Regions from separate parts of the Homo sapiens genome. Here regions 1 and 2 are each linked to region 3. The links are chromatin contacts, found by Hi-C or POLR2A ChIA-PET in ENCODE. All regions are on one chromosome and are shown on one strand. The core of a region is the stretch at or near the end of the contact, and the rest is flanking DNA. Distances in the headings are between cores, read along the strand shown.

Region 1 (2,700 bases), core at 187-2,686, 390 kb after region 3:
ATGTGTTCATTAACTTTTATCTCCTTTTCCCCTTCCATTTTCCTCCCACAACCCATAAACAATAGCAGTATTGTGTTCGATGACATCCTTGAGTTTGTATGCATTCTCATAAGACACCCCAAATTTCCTTGCTCTGTCTGTATATGTACCTTATATACACATACGTTTATGTATAAGCATATATATACATACATGTTTACATATATACACATATGTATGTTTATACATAAATGGTGCCCACAGATGTTTTTGTGGTTTTCCTCCCTCTTAGTCAGTTTTTAAGATTTAATCTGCACTGCTTCATACTGCTGCATAGCATTGTATGATGAGCCTCCCTGACATCTCACTACCCATCTCCCCAGCGAAAAACACCTCAGTCACCCCATCCTCACCACCACACCCAATGCTGGGATGGGTTCCACTCCCAGGAGCAGGACAGCTGGGTCATGGGGCTCATGGATCAGTCTCCATCTGACTTCCCTGCGTTGACTATGAAGCACCCACCATGATGATGGTATCAGGTTCATAGCATGTGAATGGAAGAATCTGGGGCTCAAAGAGGTTAAGTGATCTGCCTAACTTCACATCGCTAGTTAAATGCTGGCGTCTGGATTTAAAGCCAAGTTTCTCTGACTCCCAGGTTCACATCCTTCCACCGTAGACTGCCCTCTGAGACAGCCACGTATAAAGGGGTCCTGGAGAACCTCTGACTGGCCTGCACACTGGGAGGAGTGTGGAGTCTCGGGAAGCTCATGCCATTTGCAGGAGGGAGGAGCCTGGCTCCTTCTCTTCCTGGGTGGTACCTGGGATTCAGCCTGTGAGGTGGGAAGCCTGTACTAGCAGGACTCTCACTATGCTGAGAATCTGCTTCCCCTTTTATTCCCTTTTGCCCAATAAATTCCGTTTTTCTAACCCTTCAAAGTGTCTGCAAGCCTAATATTTCGTGGTTGTGTGACAAGACCCCTATTTCAGCTGAACTAAGGAGAAAGGCCTACAACACTTCCATAGAGAGCTTATGTTTCAATATCCTAGGCTATAGGTAGCAAAGATTTGGTTAGCAATCTTTCTTGTAAGAAGGCCAGAAAAAGTATTCCTTCCCTTCATCAGGCATCCAATCCCCCCAGTGCCTTCAGGCCTGCTGGGAGTGGAGAACAGGGCCTGCCACAAGGTCATTGTATAATCAGAGGTGAGGGAGAGCCCCACTGGCTAGGGGCCAGGCAAACGTAGGCCTCCTCGCACCCCTGATGCAAGCAGATTAACAGCTGCCATCTGGCAAGCACAGTTTCTCCATGCAAACTGCAAACCTCACCCCCCGGGTGAATCACTGGTGTGTCCAATACCAGTCAAGCCCGATGAAACTCTGATGGCTCTATTAATGAAGATGAAAACTTGAGATACGCCAAATACAGATTAAATGGCATCTTGGTAACATGATTATCTCTGAATTACTAGCAGCAGAGAGACAGCCAAATGACTAATCTTGGGGAAGGCCGAGTGCTTTGGACAGAGGATTCGCTACTTCAGCCCCAGGGCATCATTTGCTGTATCAGAGTCGTATTTTACCACAGGGAACACCCAAGAGTGGTGGCTTCCTCTGCAGTAGAAAGTCACTCTGTTTCCAGAGAAGATTTACTTTCTTCAAGTTCTGAGATACCAAATGCAGAATGGTCTGAAACAAGATGACGAGGGAGTATGTCAGGAAAAAATGAGGAGGAATCACAGGAATCTGGCAGATGTTCCTGTCGATAGCATTGTTGAAATTAACAGAAATGAAAGGATAGAAATGATTGAGAAGGAAGCCTAAAAGCCACAAGCCAAGTCATTTTCTCCTGCTTTCTTTCCACTTCCGTCTTTAGCTCTCTAGTATTTAGTAAGCTCTTCATTCTTTTTTTTTGTTTTTTTTTGATGGAGTCTTGCTCTGTCGTCCAAACTGGAGTGCAGTGGCACAGTCTTGGCTCACTGCAACCTCTCCCTCCTGGGTTCAAGCAATTCTCCTGCCTCAGCCTCTTGAGTAGCTGGGACTACAAACACCTACCACCACACCCAGCTACTTTTTGTATTTTTCTTTTTTCCCGAGACGGAGTCTTGCTCTGTCACCCAGGCTGGAGTGCAGTGGTGTGATCTCGGCTCACTGCAACCTCCGCCTCCAGGGTTCAAGCGGTTCTCCTGCCTCAGCCTCCCCAGTAGCTGGGATTGTGCCACTGTGCCCAGCTAATTTTTGTATTTTTAGTAGAGACGGAGTTTCACCGTATTGGCCAGGCTGGTCTTGAACTCCCAACCACAAATGATCCTCCTGCCTCAGCCTCCCAAAGTGCTGGGATTATAGGCATGAACCGCCGTGCCCAGCCTGTTTAGTAAGTTTTTCTATGCTAGTGCTTTCAATCCATTAGCACATGTCACCTCTGTGAGGTGGGCATTGTCATTTCCATGTTCCATGTGGGAAAGCTAAGGTTTACAGTGTTCATGACCAGACACAGTGGCTCACTCCTATAATCCCAGCACTTTGGGAGGCTGAGGTGGGGGGATCACTTGAGCCTAGGAGACTAGCCTGGGCAACAATTGTGAGACCCTGTCTCTACAAAAAAATTAAAAATTAGCCGGGACACCTGTGCTCCCAGCTACTTGGGAGGCTGAGGTGGGAGGATCATTTGTGCCCAGGTGGGTAGGGCTGCAGGGTGCTATGATCTCACCGCTGCACTC
Region 2 (2,700 bases), core at 39-2,538, 420 kb after region 3:
TGCAGCCAGTTTCTGGGTATAGGCAAGTATTGCACTGGAATTATCCCTCATATATGAAAACACAATGTAATCTCACTTAGCAAAACCCAGGTTTCTTTCTTTTTTTATGAGTACCTGTTCTGGGAGATATGCCAAAAATTCAGGGATAATTTAACCAAACCATCAACAACTGGACAACTTATTTAACTCTTTGGTGAGTGTTACATGAACCTTTTTGCTGGCGTCAAGCCACCACATAATGAATCCTGACGCCAGACACAGAGGGTTTGATACATTAGAATAAAGGAAGAGGTTCCTTACTATACAATATATAAAAGAACTAGCTTCTACCAACAGGTTGTTGCCATCTTAGAAAATAGGAATCTGTGTCTCCTGAAAGTCTATTCCTTGAACACCAATGCTACAAGCTTATCCTTTATAAAACGGTTTGGGTAATCAGATCTATTGAAGATCAAATGTCCTGGGGATTCACAGTGCATAGTAATGTGCTGGAGGCTTTGGGGGCCCTGCTGCAAACAATCATATTTAACTCAGGTTAATCTACTGTTTCTCACTTGACCCCGGACATTTTTTTAAATCAATGTTTTGAGACATGAAATTACTATTTCAAACGTCTTCTGGAGAACACTGATTTAAATCTACTGCATGGCTGACAAACGAGTCCACCTCTTTTGAAAGCTGAGCAAGCCCCTTTAGGAGGACCCTTGGCTGAATAAAGGAAGTCTCAACCCAACTGCAAGAAGGTCTTCGCCATTCCTCTTCTGAGGATATGCTGACCTTGGGCCGTGCATATTCTCTTCTTCTAATTAAGACACGTTGCATGTTCTGTGGCTACCAAAGACGAAAACAGTAGACCTCACCAATTGCCCATGGGTTTCACAAGTGGCACTGGTTACCTACATAAATATTTGTCATACATCAAATAAATGCTTCACGTACATTGATTTTTCTTATGGACTCCTTTTCTTTTAAGATTATGTACAAATCCACTCTCTCTTTCCACTTCAAATAATAGACAAAAGCTATGTTTATTCTTCCTATTCTATAACCAAAGTCACTCATACATCAAGATCATTCAAGAAAGCCTAGCAGTATGCAAGTGAATGAGAGTGGCATGACTGTGAAGATAATCTTGGATCTACTCTAATTTAATTTTTTTAAGTAAATCATTTGCAAACTCCAGCACTCTAACTAGTACAAGTAACAAATTACCCATGAGGAGCCTCAGAGGCTACAGGTGACAGAGCTGTGTTGCAACACCTTGGCAAGGATCTTTGTACTACAGCCTTGGTTCTCAAACTGTACAGTGCATCAGAATCACCTGAGGGCTGTGTTAAAACACAGATCTCTAGGCCCCACCCCTAGTGAGTTTCAGTTTCAGTGGGTTTAGGGAGGGGCCCAAGAATGTGCATTTGCAACAGGCTCCCAGGTGATAGGGATGCAGCTGCTCTGGCTGGGGGACAGCACTTTGGGAATTACAACTGTACAGCAGTTCCCTAATGCTCCCGATCAGGATTACCTGGAAACTTTGTTAAAAACACTAAGTCTCACCCTTAGCCCCAGACTCCTGAGATGGACTCTCTAAGAAGGAAAGTCAGGAATCTGTATTTTTAATAAACTCCCCAGGGGATTCAAATCATCCAGCTCTGGACTACTTCAGCCTGAGAAGAGGGGCTTGCCTTTTAGATCTGGGCCTGACGTCTTGAACCTTTGCCGGCCTCTGGGCACACGGACTCTCCCTGCTAGAGGCCCCTTCAAAGTGCAAGCAGGCTGAAGACACGTGAATGCCTCCTCCAATAACTTGTCCAGTAATTGGTATATTGATTGCTAATGTCATCATGTTTTAGTATATATAAACCCCTCACTCTATTACACAGCCCCCAACAATCCAAAAAGTCATTGTTTATTCATTGTGACTCCCAAACTGGCCCTTGTCAGCTCCTGCTGGAGAGCTTGCTGATAAAAATCAGCAGATGATTGGACGCACACATTCTTAACATGACTGACCCATGACATCTCAGAGGGCAGCTCGAGAGCCTGTCATTACAGTACAATACATTTCTTTCTTCTTTCTTATCTAGCCCAGATGACTTCGAGATTTTTATTAACTCATTAATGACTGAAGATGTCATTAGAACCAGTGGGAAGGGTTATTTTTCTGTCTCTCTCTCTCTCTCTTTTTTTTTTTTAAGTGGGAATAAGTGTGCAATTTGCTGGGAAAGGGGGAGGGGCTCATTGATGAAACAGCTAAGACAAACCTAAGTGGAGAGACCCTTGGACTTTATTAGAATCTGAAATTTGATTGACGGGTCCTGGACCTGAAAATCTGCAGACAGAAATACAAAGTTGCTTCAGAAACATGTTGGGAAGAATGGGACAATTTGATCAAGGAAATAGCGACCCATAAAATTCAGTAATTTTTATTGTGTTGTGGACTCAATCTTTCCAACATAACAGCTAAACAAACAAACAAAAACGTCAGAGTAAAGCTACTGAAACCTCTAAATGTTTCTTAACCTACACGTTCATTAAATCATATCTTGTTTCTGCGTGCCTTTAATTTTCACATCTGCAAAATTGCTTTTAGAAATCAAATTAGATCTTTTGAAGGCACTTAAATTGCAACAACCTTATGTTTTTTTATATACTCTTGGGTTTCAGCCTTTTCATCTGGGTTGTGTGTCCAATTAATGGGATATC
Region 3 (2,700 bases), core at 65-2,564:
GTGTCAATATTATTATTATTATTATGACTACCTATGTCTATACCTAACTTTCTGACCAGATTTATCATCTTCATGTAATTTTGTTCATAATTCTAAGAGCTCCTAGAAGACTACATTGAATATTGTATCTGTTTTCTCAAAGGAAAATAGTGAAGCATATGGTAAATCTTCATGGTACAATTAGGATCTGGAGGAAAAGTGTTTACTGGGCTCATAGAAGGATCAAAGTGGGATTGCTGAAGAATGTCAGGTGAAATGAATGAGGGAATAGAAAGTATCTCAGTCTGGGTGAAAAAGCAAGATGAGGCATAAACCATGGAAGCATAAGAAGAAGAGAGACAGTTGCAGCAGGAATGATATTGGGTAAATGATAAAAAAGGGAACTCAGAAGGTTATTGCAGTAGTATAGGCACAAAAATCTGAGAACTTTTATTAAATGGGGCAACAAAAATAGAAAGGATAGAATCAGGTCATAGATGGAAGAAAGAGTCAATGGGATTGAATCATTGTTAACACATAGGAAGCAAGAGAGAGAAGAAAAAATTCAGAAGCAAGGCTCAATTTCTGAGTTTAGACAACAAAGACAATGAGAATAATACATATTGGAAATGAAACAGAAAGCAGAGCCCCTCTCCACCCTTGCTTTTGTTTCTAATCAGTGACAGGAACTGAGTTTCAGATATGTTAAGTTTGAGGTTTGCAGGATGTCAAAGTAGACGTGTTTACTAAGTTATTATCATGTGAGGTTGGATCAGTGAGGAAAAAACAACTAGAGAACGAGAAACAACAACTAGCTCCCTAATTCAACTGAACTTTGTCTGCATAAAGTTGGCATCAAGGTGCATAGATAATCATAAGCTCTTAGCAGAAGTCTCTTGGTGCCAGCATCAGTGAAGAGAGGAACAAAACCAATCCAGCCACTCTTTTTCTGATGATGCATCTACACCCTTGGTTCTACTTGGTTTCTCTGCACAGAGGGAGTTCTTCCATCTTTGGATCTAAAAACAATATCTTTTCATTTTATCTGCAGCAATAGTCTAGCTCTCAGAGACAAAGTCAGTGAGAAACAAAGAAAGGCCCTCGCCACTCAATTCAGCTCCCAGTACAAAGACCAGAGTCACAGTGGTGTCCACAGCCCGCATCGGCATAAATACAGATGGACTGAAATACGCATTTTACCTAAAATAAAGGCTTTATACCATGCAAGCAAAAATAGAGGTGGTTTTTTTTCCCCCCAGAAAGTAAGACCTTCAACAAGCCAGAACACCACTGTTTATTTTAAAGAATTTTTAAACTCTGATTCAGACTATGGACGCCAGGCCAATTGCTGAATCCCACGGGGGCATCTGCATGCTGAAATCTCTGCCTGGAAAGTCAGTTTTTAATGGTGCTGTTACAAAACTATGTGTCCTCAAGTAGAACTACAAAAACTCCAAAGACATATTAATTCCAATTCCACGACACAGGCCTAAAGATAGAGTGGAGGAAGTGCTTGGTCATGTACACACATCAAATTCACTGGCCTTTCTAATACCTTCAGTGAGATTATACTCTTTAACATCTGTTTGTTTTCTTAACCACGTTCTCATTTGTTTTCCATGAGTACTTACGATTCAGGTCACTGTTAGAACTTAGGGAGTAAAACAGAAAGAAATAATCACTCAGATTTAAGTCTAGTTTGCCCATTTCACAGATAAAAAAACTGAGGAGGGGGTGCTAAATGGTTACCCAAGTTCAATTAAAAGAGCATGAACTAGAACTGAGGTCTCCCCAGAACCCAAATCATGAATTTTCCCAACTGCCTTGTTTCTTTTCAGGCAGAAGAGCTCAAAAGGAAAACACTGAGGGACCTTCTCACCTCTAGGTTCTGCAGGATAACCTGTGGTGGAGAGTTCTTCCTACGTGTTGAGTCAGAGCACAGGGAGTGAATGGGGTGGGGAAGAGAAAGAGGAGAAACAATTTCAATCACTTTGTGTTTGTGAGGAGAGCTACTCAGAGAGTTCCCCCTCTATTTTAGACATTGGTTGGCACTGAAAACCTGTGGAAGCATGGGCCCTCTGGGAAGAGTGGGCTAAAAGAAGCATCCAAAGACACAGAAAAGCATAGCAAATTTTCCAGTAGCTCATGCCGCAGCATCACATGCATATTCTTTTGAAGCACCCCTAACCTCTTCTCTTTCCTACACCTTCAAACTGGAGTTTCTGTCTGATCATATTCAGCTGTTTTTTCCTCTGCTACAAAGAAGCTCAGCACTTTCATGTCTGAGTTGCCAAGTGACACTCTATGTTTGAGAGCCCAGAAGAGGATGGAACTCAGGCCTTGAGAATAGGAAGGGGGCAGTTGACTAGGCAGAGGTAGATGGGCATAATTCGGTCCACGCTGCCGTCTCCCCAGAAAACAGACCTGAGATATGGAGACGGGGGTGGCATTCGGAGATAACTAGTAGGTTTTTGGAACAATCAGGTTCTACTTAAGGATAAATAAACATAAGTATATCCTACTCATAATGAATTCCAAAAGTAATAGACAATTGTTAAAACCCGCCTTCTTCAAATCATGAAGCATGTACCAGTAGGTCAAAATTATTGCCAGATAACCATTTAAAAGCAAGCCACGGTAAGTTCAAAATATATACTCCAAGTTCATGAAGAGATGCATCAGTTATGTATAGTATTCTCCTAAAAAGAAGGTTAAACTGAT

What was found. A loop is a pair of places that touch in the nucleus more often than their neighbours do. ChIA-PET counts read pairs that join two places held with the same protein, here RNA polymerase II (POLR2A). Pooled maps may share reads with other maps.
Region 1: a pooled map shows a loop between it and region 3 (3-fold over the local background). The contact joins two enhancer-like sites. A Hi-C loop is called at or near these places in 2 of 37 single-sample maps with no recorded cell type and 2 of 50 pooled maps. POLR2A ChIA-PET finds 5 or more read pairs at or near these places in 1 of 52 experiments (HEK293).
Region 2: a pooled map shows a loop between it and region 3 (3-fold over the local background). The contact joins two enhancer-like sites. A Hi-C loop is called at or near these places in 2 of 37 single-sample maps with no recorded cell type and 3 of 50 pooled maps.

Annotation. Positions count from the first base shown.
Region 1 is chr15:96,232,955-96,235,654 of GRCh38, forward strand. The region is part of intron 2 of NR2F2-AS1 (NR2F2 antisense RNA 1); the gene reads right to left. Among named protein-coding and RNA genes, the nearest start is that of NR2F2-AS1, 93 kb to the right of the region's middle. Within about 2 kb of position 1,437, at least 2 of the 41 ENCODE cell types and tissues checked have a DNase peak (open chromatin) inside an H3K27ac peak, as active enhancers do.
Region 2 is chr15:96,263,168-96,265,867 of GRCh38, forward strand. All of the region lies in intron 2 of NR2F2-AS1 (NR2F2 antisense RNA 1), which reads right to left. The region is part of intron 1 of LOC124903584 (a long non-coding RNA gene); the gene reads left to right. Among named protein-coding and RNA genes, the nearest start is that of NR2F2-AS1, 63 kb to the right of the region's middle. Within about 2 kb of position 1,289, at least 7 of the 41 ENCODE cell types and tissues checked have a DNase peak (open chromatin) inside an H3K27ac peak, as active enhancers do.
Region 3 is chr15:95,838,802-95,841,501 of GRCh38, forward strand. No RefSeq gene overlaps it. Among named protein-coding and RNA genes, the nearest start is that of LINC00924, 410 kb to the left of the region's middle. RefSeq lists an enhancer at 629-688. Within about 2 kb of position 1,315, at least 8 of the 41 ENCODE cell types and tissues checked have a DNase peak (open chromatin) inside an H3K27ac peak, as active enhancers do.